2 separate regions of the Homo sapiens genome follow, and region 1 is linked to region 2. The links are chromatin loops, found by intact Hi-C in ENCODE. Cell type or tissue: HepG2. All regions are shown on one strand. Each heading gives the region's core, and the rest is flanking DNA. Links, peaks and the distances in the headings are about the cores only.

Region 1 (8,916 bases), core at 281-8,280, 62 kb after region 2:
CTTGGGGCAAGAAAGCAGGGGCTGAAAGGAGCTGCAGGAAGGGAAGAAGCCCTGTAAAGGAGGGGAGGGGTGCCTGGAAGGACCTGCTGGTTGGAATGCAGGCAGAAATCCCCTAGGAAGCCACCAAACACACACACACACACACACACACACACACACAAAGCTCAGAACAGGCTCAGGCTCAAGGCCCACCCCAAACAGCCTCATACTCAGCAGCCCAATACACAGCTGGGTATGGCCAGCTCTGTGACCTTGGACAAGCCACCTAACCCAGAACTAGAGCCCTAGTTCCTCTCTGCTGTGAAAACAACACACCTGCCTCAAAGGGTTTTGAGTTTTCCTCCTGTCATTTGACAGATATCGCTTGTACACCTACCGTATGTCAGGCACTGTTCTAGGTGCTTGGGATGCAACAGTAAACAAAATACAGCCTCTGTCCTTTTGGAACTTAAAGAGGAGGAAGATAGGCAATGAGCACAATAATCAGTAAATTAAATACTCTTCGGAAGGTGACATGAGCTATAGAAAGAAATAAAGCGGGTACAAAGACCTGGGAAAGGATGGTTAGGTTGGACCTCCCAGAGAAGGTGGTCCTTCAAGGAGATGCAGGTATCTGAGGGGAGAGAAGCTCAGGCAGAACCCTCAGCCAGGGCAAAAGCCTGGAGGATTGAATAAAATACCTTAGGGTAGGTGCTGAAGCATAGTCCTGTGGTCAGTAAATAACGTCCAATGTTGTCATTATACTGAAGCAGTTACTGAGGCCTGGGATGGGCAGGGAAGCCTTCAGGGAGGATGCAGGACTTAAGCTGGGTTTTCCCTGGAATTCCTTCTCCCTGCCAAGTGGAGAGAAAGGCCCTGCAGAAAAGCATCATGGAGGTAGAGAGACAGGAGAATGATGGCAGAGCTCATTCCCCAAACCCAGTGGTGGCCAAGGGGTGTAGGGACCAACGCAGCTGGATTCTCAAGGAAAGTCTTTGGCCTGGGTCAGGAGTCTGGGCTCCCAGTTCTGGCTCTGCCCCTTGCTGGCAGGTGATTTGGGGCAAGTGATTTGAAGCTTCTTGCGTCCTTCTTTTCTCTACGGTAAAATGGGAATAATATATCCTCCCTTCATTGAATTGGTTGAGAGGATGAAAAGAGATATGGGGCCAGGCGCAGTGGTGCACACCTGTAATCCCAGCACTTTGGGAGGCCGAGGCGGGCGGGTTGCCTAAGCTCAGGAGTTTGAGACCAGCCTGGGCAACACAGTGAAATCCCATCTCTACTAAAATACAAAAAATTAGCTGAGCATGGCGGCATGAGCCTGTAGTCCCAGCTATTTGGGAGGCTGAGGCAGGAGAATTGTTTGAACCTGGGAGGTGGAGGCTGCAGTGAGCTGAGATCGTGCCACTGCACTCCAGCCTGGGTGACAGAGCGAGACTCCGTCTCCAAAAAAAGAAAAAAAAGAAAAGAGATATGGTGGGTGTTTCTGCCTGGAACATAGCAGATGCTCAATAAACATTGGATTTGCATTTTGGGCTGTCCTGTGCCCTTTCAGACTCCTTTTGGGCACTTTCCTGAAAGGATGAGCCAGATGGTGATGAGTCTACTGGGTCCCAGACTTGGAGGAGAAGACGACTAATAGCTGAGCATGGTCCCCACGTAGCTGAAGGGCTGTCCCGCCAGAGAAAGCCTAGATTTGTTCCAAAGGGGCTCCAAAAGGAAGGAAGAAGTTTCACGGACACAGATTTTCATTTGCACTCAGGAGGAATTTGGCAATGGTCCGGGCTATTTAACAGCAGGATGGACCTCTATAGAGACAGCTAGCTCGTGCTATTAGGAATTGTGTGGGCAGAGGTGGCTGAGTTGTTTTTTGTTTTGTTTTGTTTTTTGTTTGTTTTTTGTTTTGAGACAGAATTTCACTCTTGTCACCCAGGCTGGAGTGCAATGGCACTATCTTGGCTCACTGCAACCTCCACCTCCCAGGTTCAAGTGATTCTTCTGTCTCAGCCTCTCAAGTAGCTGGGATTACAGGCGCGTGCCACCATGCCTGGCTAATTTTTGTATTTTTAGTAGAGACGGGGTTTTGCCATGTTGGCCAGGCTGGTCTCAAACTCCTAACCTCAGGTGATCTGCCTGCCTTGGCCTCCCAAAGTGCTGGGATTACAGGCGTGAGTCACCGCGCCCAGCCCTGAGTTTTGGGTAGAGGTAGAACAGAGAGGTGGGGACTCCTTCTCTGCGAAGTTTGGACCCGTTGGCTTCTGGGATCCCTTCCAGCTTTGAGATTTGGGGATTTACCTCCATTCCTTGCCAGGCTTCACAGTCCATCAAGATCTACCCATACAACAGATTTTTTCCAATCCTTCACGGAAATTTGCCTGACCCCTGTGTCCTTTGGCTTCAGTCATGTGATGGGCCAGCACATCTGAGAGATGCATCCATGCTAAATTTGGAGTGGTCACAGATTAACACATTAGTCCTTCCAGGTAACCCAGATGCAGGTTTACAGGGTCTTGGATCTGTCAACTTAAAGGTAAAAGGAACAGTGGAACTTCTAGCACCGGGGAGGGACCGAGGACAGATATGTTTGGGAAAACATGCCTGAGAAGTTCATCAAATAGTGCCTAGTACCCTCCAAATCCTTCTTACAATAAGATTAACTTTAGCTAAGATCACAAACCAGAGCTCAAAGATCTGAAGGGCTGGAGTGCCTACCTTGGCCCCTCTTCATGAGCCAGGTGAAGTTCCAGGGGATCTCTGGACACCTTCTCCTTGCCCTGTAGACGCCTTGCCAAGGAGAACCCGCTTGCCTGGCAGCTGTAAGCCAGCACTTTTCTTTTCAAAGCCTCTGAGTCTCCTTTCCCTCCTCCTCCTTCCTTCCCGCCTCCCCCCTCAACACCCAAAAAAGGAGGATGCCCCTTCTGTTGAGTACACAGCCTGCAATTTTGCTGTCAAATCTCAGCCAGGAGGTCAGTGTTGTGACTGACTGTGTAAGGATCGCTCCCTTAAGGGTAATTACACTAAATTCCCCTCTGAAGGACAGCTCTCTCTGGATAGAATACAAGAAAACTCCGCATCCCCCATTCACGGAAACTCATGATTTCTGTGGCTGTCACTGGTACTCTGGCAGCGAGACACTTCGAGGTTCTCCAACCACTCGGAGGTGAGTATGAAGGCGGTGGCCGTGGCAGCACCCAGGCCATGGAGGTGGGTGGCCAAGCGGCAAGATTAGGGGCGTGGGGTCCAGAGGGACCCCTCTGGGGAGCTGGGGTCCTGGGTGGCCAAGCAGGAACTGGGCCACAGACAGGAGCATCTCCACCTGAGCTGGCCACGCCCTGAACAGGGAATGCAATGTCTCTCCACTGACATTCACCCCGGGAGAACACCCCTACACATGCACTCATTCCTTTGTTTAACACATTGCCTTAGAGCACTCATCACCTGCCCTGCACTGTACTAGGCACTAAAGGGGGACCCGCGATGGGGCAGCAGCCCCCTCTGCAAAGAGCTGGAGCACTCGTTGGCAAAACAAAGCACTTACATGTGAAAGGTGAATAAATATCCAAGCCTCCTCCATCCCCTGCATCATCCCCAGACCCTATCAGAGGGGCAACACGCTGACCCTTGTCCCCACCTGCCCTGAAGGAGGCTGGCAGCTAGACCTTTCAGGTCTAGCAGCCACACTTCCACTCTCCCCACCCTGGGGAGACCCTGGCAAGAGTTGGGGAGTCACTCACCCACAACAAACAGTTAAAAGGAAGAAAGCAGGTCTGGCGATATCAATGCACTTTGATAACAATAAACTCTGCTTTTAATTTATGCTAATGTGTAGGGCTGTGGTGACAGTAAGAACTAAATTACAGAGTGGCTTTCGAGCTGGTAATTATCCCTCCATTTTTCGCTGCTCTGGAAGATGGACACACAATTATGCTCTCTTGCTGTATATTAATACAGATTCTTGACATCTTCAGCAGACCTGGAGCTGTCATCGAGCTTTTTGTCTCCTTTAATTGAAAATTAATGGTTACTAGGTTGCCACGGAAACAGAGGCCACGGACGCCAATGGCGCTCACGTCTCACCGCGGGACTGGCGGCGTCAGGAGTCCGGAATGACCTTGAAAGTTAAAAGAAAAAAAAAAAAACTTAAAAAAGAAGGGGAGAGGAGGGGAGAGGAGGAGAGGAGGGGAGGGGGACAGGAGGGTGGGGGGGGTGTTCATGTCAGAACTGAGAGAGAGACAGAGAAAGAGGAGAAGGAAAGGAGTGAAAAGGGGGAAGAGGGAGAGAAAAGAGAGGAAAAGAAGAGATTAAAAATTGAAAAGAAGAGAAGAAATTCCAGGAGGTTGGGAGTGTGGATGCTGGTGAGGGGAAATTAAGTTAGTAAGTTTTACCTCTCAGCTTTTGCCTCTTACCTCTCGTGCTGTTGCTCACTTTCTCTCTCTCTCTCTCCATCTCTCTCTCCCTTTCTCTCTTTTTTAAAGACCCACTGAAACACTGGGACCTGGGTCCCCACTTCAAAATCCATGATTCTACAAATCTGTTTCAGTCAGAACGTCAGCATCTGCTGAGAGCCCCCATGAGGAAGGGACAAAGGCTCCTTTGGTGCCATGAGAGGTGGCAGGCAGAGCAGGGGCAGGGGTGAGGTGTGCCACGTGGGCACTTCTCAGGAGCCAAGCAGGCTGTGCTGTCAAAAGTGGGGGCCACGGAGGAGGCCACTGTATGGGGAGCTGGGAGCTGCCGCAACATTGTCCAGCAGACACGGGCAGGTGAGAGGGCTCTGTCTGCTGGGCCTTCAGCTTGAAAACACAACAAAAGAACTCAAGAGTCAGAGATCGGGGGCGGAGGGGGGAAGGGGATGAGGGGGGAGGGTCCAGGCAAGGAAGATAAGAGATACAGGAGGGCCATTCAGTGAGCCTCTGGGATGGCCAGTGGCTCTGTGCTTGGGAAGGTGTTTTCCTAGGAGAAGTTAGCAGGTCCAGCATAGAGGCACTGGGGACCCCTGAGTGTTCTAGCAGGAAAGGTGGGCTCTTTCCTCATCTATCCACCTTCCCAATTCCTCAGCCGAGGGCACATGCTCTAGAAAAGCAACTCAATTCAACCATTATTGGATGCCTACAGTGAACCAGCAGCCAAGCTAGACTTTGGGGTCACAACAAACCAGACACAGATCCTGCCTAGAAAGCCTCAAAATCGAAGCCGGGAGTAGACAGACATGAATAGACAATTGGAAAGTTAGCGACCCCCTCGAAGATTTCTCTGCAAGGATGTTCACCTCAGTATTATTTATAATGGCAAAAATCTAGAAATGGATGGATGACCAACAGGTGATGACTGATAAAATGATATGCCTTATGCCCAAAGACAGAGCACTATACAGTCATTTTAAATTATGTTGGAGAAGAATATGTCATGACCTGGGGAAAAAGTTATCAATATTTTATTTAATAAAAATATTAGTTGACAAAATGGTGATGTATTCATGATTCCATGATCTTGTTTCTGAACTTTTAAAGACATGTGTACATTAAACATGTAACAAAAAGTTACATATATGTGTATGTAAATGTGTGAGTGCGTGTGAGTGTATATTTGTGAATATGTGTGTGTGAATGTGTGTGTCCATGTGAGTGTGTGTAAATGTGTGTTTGAGAGTCAGCTTAAAAAAAACTAGGAGATACACTAAAGTCGTACCATGGTTATCTCTGGGTGGGAAGATTATGGCTGATCTTTATTTCCTTTTTTATGCTTTTCTGTATTTTCCTTTTTTTTTTTTTTTTTTTTTTTTGAGATGGAGTCTCACTCTGTCACCTAGGCTGGAGTGCAGTGGCTGGATCTTGGCTCACTGCAACCTCTGCCACCCAGGTTCAAGCGATTCTCCTGCTCAGCCTCCCGAGTAGCTGGGATTACAGGCACCTGCCACCACGCCTGGCTAATTTTTATAGCTTTAGCAAAGACGGGGTTTCACCATCTTGGCCAGGCTAGTTTTGAACTCCTGACCTCATGATCCACGCGCCTCAGCCTCCCAAAGTGCTGGGATTACAGGCATGAGCCACCATGCCTGGCCTGTATTTTCCATTTTTTTAAACAATAAATATACATAACTTCTATTAACAGAACAAAAAGAAAAGAAAAGGTGTTTTTAAAATTCTAGAACCAGGCCCCTAGAGATAAAATCCCCAATAAGGTGCTCCTCACACACTTCTGCAGGGACTGGGCCTCCTTGCCTAAGGCTTTCCCCCACAAATCAGACCCAGCAAAGCTTTTCCCCAATTACCAGAACCCCATCCTAGGTTCTCATTCCCCTCCCCCTACAACACTCTCCCCATCCCCAGCCTGCTGGCCAGGGTGTCCAGAGATAGGGACACCCAAGCAGGGCTGCAGGGTGGGCCAGGGGAGCAGGCCCTGCAGCCTGGGATGTGGATGCCAGGAACTCCTTCTCTTTGGTTCCCAGGTGGACCTTTAAGGTAGCACCACTGCCTTCAGCATCATATTTGGACTCACATGCAGGCCACCAGCTATCAAGGGCTAGGAAAGGGTCTCTCATTCACTGGGGCCCCAGTAGCTGGCTGGACCTCAGCAACTCTTTGCTAAGCTGAATATCAACAGTGGATAGTTATGGAGTAACTGCTCATCATTACAACTCTAAGGTACATATTACTATCTCATTTCACAGACCCTGCAGCTAAGGTCCAGAGAGGCTAATTGACTGGCTCCAAGGCACATAGATGATCAGTCACAGAGCTGGAACCCAACCCCAGGGATGATCTGCCTCCAGGTTTGTACTCTCTGTGCCTGTTTCTTCCCTTGCCAGGTCCAGAAAACCCAGGTACAAGTGGAGTCTCCCTGAATGGCTAGGGTTTCTAGAATAGACTCCATTCTGGGAAGGTCACCATGAAAAACTGCATCTTTTCATGGTCTTGGCACCCCTGGCTTGCCCTTGGCAGGGCTGGAAGAGTTACCCCTAGTTAAAGTGGGAACTTTGGAGAAAGCCTGGCTGGGATGAGGGCTTCTAGAAAATGCATCCTCTCTGCCTCTCACCAGATACATCCTTAACTCACTCACCTGGCAAATGGGAGCTCTGTTCCATACCCCTAATTCACTTCTCTACCCCTGCCCAGTCTCAGCTTCCAAAATCAGATTTCCACACCCCTTCCCCCAGGAAGCTTTCAGCCAAGTCACTTCAAATTGCCACACTTATTCCTGTACTCTGCCTCAATAATAAATAAAGCTACCCTATGGCGTATGTCTTCTGTCCTCCATGGCAGGCCCTATGCCAAGCACTTCGCACGTGTCCACTCCCTCTATCTTCCTGACAAGTTTATGAGGAGGTGCTATGATTTTATCCCACTGAGGCATAGAAAGTTAGCCAGCTTGCCCAATGTGACATAGCAAATCAGTGGCAGAGCCAAAAGGTGACCCCTTGCAGTCTGAAACCAGAAGCCACGTTCTTCACTACCACACCAATGGCAATGCAAGGATATGAGGTTTCACTAGAATTGTGGTGCACTGGATGACCTGGAAATCAGTAGCCCATTTGGCTGGACTCTTGTGACATGTCAATGATGAGGCAGGTTGGGGTAATGGTCTTTCCCCAGAACAGGGGATCTTGCATGTGTAGACAGGTGGAAACAGGCTCACCTCCTCTCTGGAGGTAGACTGCATCTGCTTCATTGAGCTGGGAGCCTCTCAGGGCAAGGTCAATTGTGTTCTCACTGGTCCTGCCACCCACACTCAGGACATGAGGGAGGGTTCCGGGGTGGGGGTCGGGGGGCGACTGGCTGCTCCACTGGCTGGCAGACCAGCTATAGGGACAGGTATAGGGGAAGGGTCCCAGGTAAGGGCCATCTGTGCCTCTGCCCCATCCCTGGCTGAGCCCCAAGACCCAGAGGAGGCCTGACTTTCTCTTCCCTCCACCTCCCTCCACCCCCATACCAGCCCTTCTCCACCTCCCCCCTGTCCTTCCCTCCACCTCCCCACCTCATCCCTGCCCACTTCCCTCCCCGCCCAGTTTCCCAGAGCCAGAACAAACAAGAAGACAAACCCAGCCGCAGCGGCAGCGGTGGCAGCGAGGGGAGCAGGGAACTTGCCTTCATTTCCCTGGCTTCCCTGATCCCGACCTTAATCCCCGCTCAGCATCCTGTCAGCCGGGTTGTTCTCAAGCTGACATTGCTGCAGGCGCCTTCTTGGCAGCCTTTCCTCAGATCTGCCTCCTCCGGGGACTTCTAAAGAGGAGCCTGAGGTTTCTCTGTTACAGCCGGCTTCACTTGCTGCCCTCAAGCAAAGCCTGGGCTCCCAGGGGGCCGTAGGGAGCGGGGGCTGAGCGGGGGCAGTGCCAGGCCTGACGTTTGGGAAGAAGAGAGGAGAATGGAGGTGGCTGGACCCCAGAGGCTTCCACAGTGGGGGTCAGGCCTGGAGCAGGAGCCCAACCAGTGCTGTGGGTCTGCTCAAAGCAGGGAGGGACTTGCTCAGGTGTGCAGGCCTAAGAAACTCAGGGGAAACTGAGGCTGGAGCCCAGAGAATTCAGGCTGGCGCTAGTTCTGGCTGTAGAGGAAGCCAAGTGGTCTGCAAGTTTCTGAGCCTGCAGGGAGATCACAGCTCAGAGTGGGTTTGGAGAGAGGGGCAGCTGGAGCCTGCACTGTGTGTGAAAGAAAACACAGACATACACATTCATCAGTGGACGTGCTGAACACCTGCTGGGTCCTGGGAGCCAGACGGGAAAAGCAGCCTGGTGAGAGGGATGCGGGTGAGCTCCCCAACAGACAGACCCCAGTCCCCACTCTGCCGTGGGGTCGCTGTGTGGCCTCAGACCGGTCACTTGGCTTTTCTGAAGCCCATTTTTCTCATCTATAAGGTGTGTGGTGGGTAGGGGGAGGTCATCAGGGAAAGCATCCTTGCAGGATCGATGTGAAGTTTAGAGTCAGCGTGTGCAGAGCACCTGGGGTT
Region 2 (8,916 bases), core at 704-8,703:
CAAAAAAACAGTAAAAATCAAAATTAAAAAACTTGTATTCCCATTTCACAGATGGGGACATAACTGAAAGTCAATTAGGTACTAAGTGGGAGACTCAGAATTTAAATCCAAGATTGCCCAAGACAAAAGTCCTAGGCTCTAAACCACTGTGCAATTCTGTCAGGTCTGGAACAGAAACACCACAGTCCCTGCCCTCAAGAAGTTCACAAGAAACACCCTAATGAAATGTTTCATGACAGGTGGGGACAAGCAATGGCAGGAGTGGCTACTGAGGGATGCTGTGGTCATTCAGAGGACCTCCGTGTGACACAGAGGGATGGGAGCCAGAGAAAGGGATTGGGTGGAGTGTTGAAGGGAAGGGTTTCCCAGGCTCGGAATGGGTGTCAGCCTGGCTGGGAGTGGGGTTCCGCTGGGGAGCAGGATGACCTGTTTTGGAGAAGGGGGAAGAGGCCTGGCACCTTGCTTCTCACTGCAGACCCCCTATGCCTCTTAGAAACCCACCTCTGTCCATGCCTGCCCTGCTTTGGACAGGGGCCTCATCCTCTCCCCTGAATGCCTACACAGCTTCCTTCCTGGTCTTTCTGCCTCCAGCTTTCCTCAGCTCTAACCCACTCTCAACAGCCCATGGAATCTTCCAGAAACACAAATATAACCATGTCACTGCTCTCCTCTGCCTTTTCCATAGAAAAATGCCACACTGGCCTTGGTCTCATCCTGTTCCTCTTTTCCACCAGCATCTTATGCACCAGGCATATGGAACTCAAGTTTCCCAAATGCATGGGGCCCTTCCATGTCACTGCACTTTGCATTTACTCTGCCCTGTATTTGGAAATCCTTCCTGAAGGGTCTCATTCATTCACAAACACTTAATGAACACCTACTGTGTGCCTGACACTGTTCTGAACCCTGGGAACAAAACAGACAAAAATCCTTGTCCTCATGGAGTTTTATATCATGGTGAGGGATAGAGACTAAAACAAAACAAAGAAGTCACCCCTCATATCCACATCTGCATCGTGGATTCAACCAAACATAGACAGAAAATGTAGTTAAGCTTCCAATGGTTGCACCTGTACTGAACATGTATAGACTTTTTTCTTGTTATTATTCCCTAAACAATACAACAACTATTTACATAGCATTTATATTGTATTAGTTATCATAAGTAATCTAAAGATGATTTAAAGTATATGGGAGGATGTGCACAGGTTATGTAGAAATACTATGCCATTTTATATAGGGGACCTGAGGTGCCTGGATTTTGGTATCAGCGAGGAGTCCTGCCCCATGGATGACTATAATACACAACAGTAGGTGCTACCGAGCGCTATGGCCGAAACTGCAGCACGGAAGGCAGGATGAATAGGGCCTTGAGGCCACTGTGATAATTCTGAGTGAAATGGGGAACCATTAGAGGATGCTAAGCAGAGAATGACATGATCTCTCTTAGGTTTTAGGATAATCCCTCTGGCTATCATGTGTGGATAAACTGAAGGGGGACAGATGGGGGCAAGGAGACTAGCAAGCCACACCCTGCTTGTCCTTCAAAGCTCAAGAATGGGCTGGGCATGGTGACTCACACCTGTAATCCCAGCACTTTGGGAGGCTGAGGCAGGCGGATCACCTGAGGTCAAGAGTTCGAGACCAGCCTGGCCCAACATGGTGAAACCCCATCTTTACTAAAGATACAGAAATTAGCCAGGCATGGTGGAGGGCACCTGTAATCCCAGCTACTCAGGAGGCTGAGGCAAGACAATGGCTTGAACCCGGGAAGGGGAGGTTGCAGTGAGCTGAGATCACGCCATTGCACTCCAGCCTGGGTGACAGAGTGAGATCTGTTTCAAGAAAAAATAAATTCATCTAAAAAAAAGCTCAAGAATGATCCCTTGTCTGAGTGAGGCTGCTCCGTCCTGGTCCCTGGATCACCCTTTGCTTACTTATGGACAGCCCTGGCCACACCCTACCATGACTATCTTCATCTCCTCCCTATCTGCACTGTGATCTCTGTTACCCTGGCCCACTACCTGCCCCAGAGCAAACACTCAAGCCCACTGGGAGAATGCATTAGGAATGACTGTCTATGTGACCTATAGGTCCTCTCTGCATTCCCAAAGCGGTGTCACTTCACTGTGACCTGGAGGGGAAAACAGTACAACTAGCTCATTTGAAAAAAAGGGTAAGTGAGTTCTGGGGAGCATTGATAAAGCTCAGTTTCACTGATCTGAAACAGGTGCCTTAGAGTTCCCACTTCCCCACATCTGTCTCTAGCTCAGTGTCCACCTTCTCCAGCCCCAGCCGCCTGGGAGATTCCTGGGGGTAGCCAGGTATGAGAAGGCACCTCCTCCACTGCTTCCTGTTCTCATTTAGGGTGGTCCCTGCTGGCCTTCAGGCCTGGCATTGCCTCCCACTCTGACTCCCTCCCACAGCCTGCCCATCTCCCCTCCCAGGGCTCTGAGGAGGACAGGAGCCCTGCAGAGCAACGATCCACATATCAGGAGCAAGGGAATTAACATTTCCAGGCTGTAATTATACCTTCTGCTGGTGACACCTAAGGAAGCATCTTTTTATAAAAGCAGGTAAATTGAAGGCTTATGGGACTGTGGAAAATGGGTGTATTTTTAGCTCCCTCCCCTCACCACCCTTGATTGCCAGAACCCTGGTAATTGCTCTGGCACCAGTGGTTGGAACCAAGGTGGAGGTCTCAGAGTGGGGTCAAGGGGTCATTGAGAAGGGGATCCAGGAGGCACTGAGAACCTTGCTAAGCCAAGTGGGAACCTAGGAAAGGGGCCTGGGGAAATGCTCTCTGATAGGGAATTACGGGGAAGAGTCGTTCGTGAGCAGGTGGAGAGTACATTTTAAAAATTATATATAGCAATAGTAATAATAGTAACAATAACAATAATAGTAATGATATCTGACCCTTACATCATACTTGTTAAGTGCTAGGCAGTGTTCTAAATGCTTTTTGTAAATTAACTCATTAATCCTCACAACAATCATGTGAAGTAGGCACAGCTATTATCCCCATTTTGCAGATGAGAAAACCAAGGCATACAAAATTTAAGTGTAATTTTGAGTTAGACATTGGAGTTACATATGTGCATCTCTACACACACACAAGTTTGCTGATTTTAATGGGTGAATGAATGAATTCCCTCACTTTGTATTCCCCAGATATTTACAAAGAGGTCTAAAGCTTAGCCAATCAAAAAGCTCTGAACAGTTAGGAAGTCCCTCCCTTTTAAGGTGGGGTCTGATCCCACTTCCTGTTCTCCTCTTAAGATCTTGACATCCCACTGGTGCAAAGTCAACCATCTTGGTTAGTGGGCAGCCCCACCATGTTCTTAAGCACAGAACAGTGGAGCAAGAGGCTGTGATGAGATGCTTTAGGAGCTGACAGCAGGAGCCCTGGAGCTTGCAGGATCTCTGGCCATTTAGGGAACTAGCTGGAAAAGTGGATCTGCTGATATCAGAGAAAATGTGTGGGGAGAGGAGAAGAAGGATGAAATAGGGTCTCCCTAGATGTTGTCCAGTGGTAGCTGCTATCTAGGGACACCCCTTCTTCAAGCAAGGACATCAGCGTAGAAAAGGCTCCAGAGAGGGAGAGGCGGGGAGAAAATGTGATTTTTAATGCAAGCCTCAGTAATCAGCTATTTGTGATGGAATTTTATCTGTCCTGGTCTCTAAGGGACAAGAAGCGGGAGTGAGGGAAGAGGGGTCAGAAATTAGTATGCAGAAATATCTGATCAGCCAAAGTAATTTTCTTTAATAATCGTATTCATACTGCCTGCTCTCTGCTCACAAGAAGAATTAAGTATTTAATAGTAATATATTTCATCTGGCAGTGGTTCCGTTTCGTTAGGAACTGTGATGCCTCGTTGGGGTATGTGGTGGGTGGAGGTCTGTGTGAGGGACAGGTAGGAGATGGCAAAGCAAAAAGAATAGATAAGCAAGCAGGAGGGAAATGGGCATGGGAGGGCAGAAAAGGAACTAGAGGGAAGCCATGTGCCAGGGCGAGCCCAGCACCCCTCTGAGATGCCACTCAAGTGCTTTCATTGCCTGAGCTGGGCTGTGAACTCTGTCCTCTGGCTTTAGTTGATATGCCCCAAAGGCCCCTACTTCTGACCCAATTCCTCAAGCTTTATCCCCAACCTCCAAAGATAGGTTCTCTTTTCTAACCTCTGGTCTTCCAGCCCTGACACCCTCTCCCAAAGACTCATAGAGGAGCTGGTTGGCTAGTCCTTCTGTGGTAGCATTACACGGTGAACTGTGGACCATGCTCTAACCCCTATAGCTAAGCTGCCAGAGCTCTGTGGGCAGATTCCTGGGGCTGCTTCCATGTATTTCCCAGGCCAGAGGTGAGCACGCAGTTCCTGGCTCATACCGGAGCAGGGTGGATACAGAAAGAAGCAGCAGCTTGCACCGGCTGGAGAAGCTGACAGCTGCCTCTCTGCCCCAGGGCTGCAGAAGCAGTGTGTTTTAGCTATGGCATGACTTAATAGTTAAAAAGCAGGCCCAGCACATGCCAAGGACATAGCTGGTCACACTGGGCACTCAGGCATTCAACCTCCACTGGAGGCACTTGGAGAGGCTCTTTGCCTTCTCTGCTTCCCAGAGCTCAGGTGCCTCAATGGAAAACAGCAAGAAAGGTGCAACCACATTTGCCAATGAGATGGAGACAGAGAGAGGGCTCAGCTGCAGATAGCAGAGTTCAGTTTCTTGCCACTCTTTTAAAAGCAAACTCCACCAACTGATGTGCAGTGAGGCTGGCATTTCCAGGCGCCTGACAGGCTGGAATTAAACACCTGTCCGTTAAACTGACAGCCCCTGGAAGGAAAGTGAGGGAAAGAGAAGGTAGAGGGGGAGAGCTGGAAACCCAACAGCAGGCCGGCTCCTTCCTTGTAGGAGGCATTGTGTGTGCCCAAGAGAGAGTCCAGGATCAGAGTAAGCGGCACCTCTGGGTCCCTGCCCTCTGGTTTCTGAGGGAGCGTGTAGGCAGGCCCACAACAAACTAATACTCAGACCTGGACATTAGGGATAGAGAAGGAGGCCGGGCCAAGGAGAAGCTGAGAGGCTTACCATCATTTGCTCAAAGCTCCAGCTCAAAGGCTAGTTGCACCCTGACAGCCTCCCTGCTCTCTCCTTCCTCACCCACATACACAACATCTTAACTGCTCTGAACCCTTCAGGCACATGCCAGGCACTAGGCAACCCGTCCTGAACTTCCCTGAGACACCTCTTGGGCTGTTGTTTAACATTTGAATGGGTCGGTCCTGGCTCCCCAACTCCCCAGCGTAAGCTCCTAGGGAGAAGGAAGCTTGTCTTTGACTTCAAAGATGCTCCCCTACAGTCTTCAGTGCATCCTAGTGGGTGGGGCCAGTGTGGGGTGATAGGTTTACAGATGGATGGGAATCATGGGTAAATGAACAGATGGATGAGTGGATGGATGCAACACTGATCACTAGGTGCTGTATGTCACTGTGCCGAGGCTGGTTGTTAAAGTTAGTAAGTAGTCGTTGCCCCTAACCAGGGAAGGCCAACCTCCAACCATCTGGGACTTGCTGGACCTCATACCATTCAGCAAGTAAACATTAGCACCCCGCCCAGCAGGGGGCCTCAGGCCCCTGCTCCATTGCTATGACCAGCGTCCATTCTTATTGGTCAGTATACGGGATTATTATTTTAACCAACACTCCTGAGTGGGCAGATGAACAGAGGCCAGGACTGAATGTGAAATTAGATGATTTTAGGGAAGGAAGAACTGGAAGGAAGTAGGTAGGAACTTGTGACAAGCCAACTCGCTTGTCAGGTGAGTGGGTTTTTGTTTCTCACACTCAACCATGACCTTGGGCTATTTAGTAGAACTCTGAGCCTCAGTCTGCTCACCTCTCAAGTGAGAACAGTATCTGCCTTGCCCACTTTAGAGGGTGGTCGTGCCTGGTTGGAATCTGTCCCTCGCTCCTCTAGGCATTATTCTTTGCTCTGCACGTGCCCGTTTCTCTAATAGATAATGAGCTCTTTGCAAACAAGGATGCAGTATAAAACATCTTTATATCCCAGAGCGTGCTTGGTAAATGTTGGTTGAATGGATGAATGCAGGAGTAATGAATGAGTGAATGAAAAAAAGAGCAGACTCTGAAAAGTATAGCAGGAGAGAGTAGGGTGCACATGGGGGAAGTTGTTGTAAGATGGATGGGAGGTGGAGAGGGGGAAGACCAGGGAGGGGCACTGCCCAGTATCAGAAGGGATCTTCTCGCACCCTTGATCAACTCCTCATGTGCCTCCTTCACTACCCTGGTGATGCCCAAGTTTTGGGAGCATGAGGCCAGCATATGTCCTCGTGGGAGAGTGGGCCCCTGAAGGCAGATCCTAGTGTGGGTAGCGCTGCTTCATCCAGCTTCCCAGGGTGCACCACTGCAGTCTCTGTGAGCTCCAGGTATGAAACTCAGGGTTGTCCAATGAAGGGAGAGGGGAAGCACCAGAAGACAAGACAGGGAACCAGAAAGGCTAGAGGAGAAGACCAAGGCTGGAGGAGCTGAGGAGCACACCGACCTTGACTTCAAACCTTGCCCTCCCTCCCCTCACTCTAGTGGTACCATCAACGCATCCCTTCTCAGATCCCCAGCCTGGCTGGCTGCCCCTTCCCAAGTCTCTCTCTGGGCTCCCCTCTTTCTCATATCCAGGGCCTATTTGGAAGGCCAGGGCTCTGTCTCCAAATCCTGCCCCACACTCTGGAATCATCCCTGGGTGATCTCAGCCTCCTCCCAGCTCAGTACACATGATTCAGCGCTTAATTATTTCCTATGGAATAGGATTCGCCGTTTGCTCATGTGCGCATGTGCTGTACGTGAGGGTGCTCTTCCATGTACCCACCACCCACCCATGGCCACAGGAGTTACAGCTGGTCTCTCTGGCAAGGCCACTATTCTTTTTCTTCTCTCTTAGAAAGGAGGTCTTGGCCGGGCACAGTGGCTCATGCCTGTAATTCCAACACTTTGGGAGGCTGAGGCAGGCGGATCATGAGGTCAAGAGATCGAGACCATCCTGGCCAATGTGGTGAAACCCTGTCTCTATTAAAAATACAAAAAATTAGCTGGGCATGGTGGCGCACGCCTGTAGTCCCAGCTACTCAGGAGGCTGAGGCAGGAGGATCGCTTGAACCCCAGAGGTGGAGGTTGCAGTGAGCCGAGATGGTGCCACTGCACCCTAGCCTGGCGACAGAACAAGACTCCGTCTCAAAAAAAAGGTGGGGGGGTCTCACTCTATCACCCAGGCTGGAGTGCAGTGCTGCAATCATAGAATTATATCTCACTGTAGCCTCGAACTCCTGGGTTCAAGTGATCCTTCTGCCTCAGCCTCCCAAGTAGCTGGGACTACAGTGCCACCACAGGCCAGAATTCTTTTGTTTAGGGCTTCCAGTAAGAAGAAAGCTGCCACAAGTAGGGGCTGGGGAGTAGCTTGCTGGGCAAGCTGCCCCCCTTTAAAGGGTTATTTTGAGAATTTGAGGACAGGGGTGTGAAAGCACGTTATAAACTTAAGTGATCTGAAAATCCACAGGAGCATTAGAATTATTCTTGGTATCATGATCATGATCATTATTGGTTTAGGTGTAGCTGACAAAGCAGGAAGGGGCAACAGCCAGATCTTATTAAGGTTCTGCTATAGATCAGAGTGATAATGTGCAGACTTCTAGGGAAGAAAAATTCTTTGCCATCTGTTTGTGTTACAACAGATCTTTCTGGGGATTTGCCACCCCACCCCCTCCCTGCCCCTTGGAACCCATCCTGAGCCCCTTCAGAACTCAGCGTGGGCACCACTCTTCACATTCAGCCATCCACTGTCTCCAACTCTTCTCAGCCCCCTTTTCTATATCTCATCTCCTCAGCCAGACTGTACATTTCCCCAGACTGTACATTTCCCCAGACTGTACATTTCCCAGACTGTACATTTCCGCAAACTGTATGTTTCCCAGACTGCACATTTCCCCGACTGCACATTTCCCCAGACTGTACATTTCCCAGACTGTACATTTCCCCAGACTGTACATTTCCCTAGACTGTACATTTCCCAGACCGTACATTTCCCCAGACTGTACATTTCCCAGACTGTACATTTCCCTAGACTGTACATTCCCCAGACTGTACATTTCCCCAGGCTGTACATTTCCCAGACTGTACATTTCCCTAGACTATACATTTCCCAGACTGTACATTTCCCAGACTGTACATTTCCAGACTGTACATTTCTCTCTAGAGCACTTAGCACTGTGGGGGAACACAAAATGTGAAGGAAAAGAAAAGGAGAAGGGGGCCGGGTGTGGTGGCTCACACCTGTAATTCCAGTACTTTGGAAGGCCGAGGTGGGCGGATCATCTGAGGTCGGGAGTTCGAGACCAGCCTGACCAACATGAAGAAACCCCGTCTCTACTAAAACTACAAACATTAGCCAGGCATGGTGGCGCATGCCTGTAATCCCAGCTACTCGGGAGGCTGAGGCAGGAGAATCGCTTGAGCTTGGGAAACAAGAGTAAAACTCCGTCTCAAAAAAAAAAAAAGAAGAAGGGAAAGGAGAGGCAGATGGGGATGAAGAGAGGGAGATAGGAATGGAGAGATGGAGAGAGGAGAAAGAAAGAAAAAAAGGGGAAGAAAGGAAGGAAGGAAGAGAGGGAAGAAGGAGGAAGGGAGGAAAGGGAGGAGGGAAAGGAGAAGGAGATAGGGATAGAAGGAAGGCAGAAGGAAGGAGAGAGGAAGGAAGGATGAAGGAAAAGGGGGAAGGAAGGAAGGAAGAGAAGGGGGGAGGAAGGAGGAAGGGAGGGAAGGAAAGGATAGCACTGGATTTGCATCCAGTCTTGGATCTACCACTCTCACAAATTTGAGTGTCCTTCACCAAGTTGCCCAACCTCTTATTACTCAACAA

Evidence for each region. A loop is a pair of places that touch in the nucleus more often than their neighbours do. Peaks named below come from ENCODE experiments on the same cell type or tissue, not always from the same donor. Only the 100,000 strongest peaks of a DNase experiment are listed, where the experiment ranks them.
Region 1: a loop joins it to region 2, with 6 times the contacts of the local background. A loop is called at or near these places in 4 of 110 quality-filtered maps.

Annotation. Positions count from the first base shown.
Region 1 is chr6:41,520,136-41,529,051 of GRCh38, forward strand. It overlaps FOXP4-AS1 (FOXP4 antisense RNA 1), which reads right to left. Exons shown (of 2, transcript NR_126415.1): 2 at 3,760-4,090. Among named protein-coding and RNA genes, the nearest start is that of FOXP4, 22 kb to the right of the region's middle. In HepG2, for the core only: no CTCF peak of the experiment used is centred there; DNase peaks (open chromatin) are centred at 4,826 and 7,991; H3K4me3 peaks cover 657 bases.
Region 2 is chr6:41,457,880-41,466,795 of GRCh38, forward strand. The region is part of intron 2 of LOC112267957 (a long non-coding RNA gene); the gene reads right to left. Among named protein-coding and RNA genes, the nearest start is that of LINC01276, 40 kb to the right of the region's middle. In HepG2, for the core only: CTCF peaks have their summits at 5,625 (motif pointing right) and 7,426; DNase peaks (open chromatin) are centred at 2,042, 4,301 and 5,612; H3K27me3 peaks cover 1,078 bases.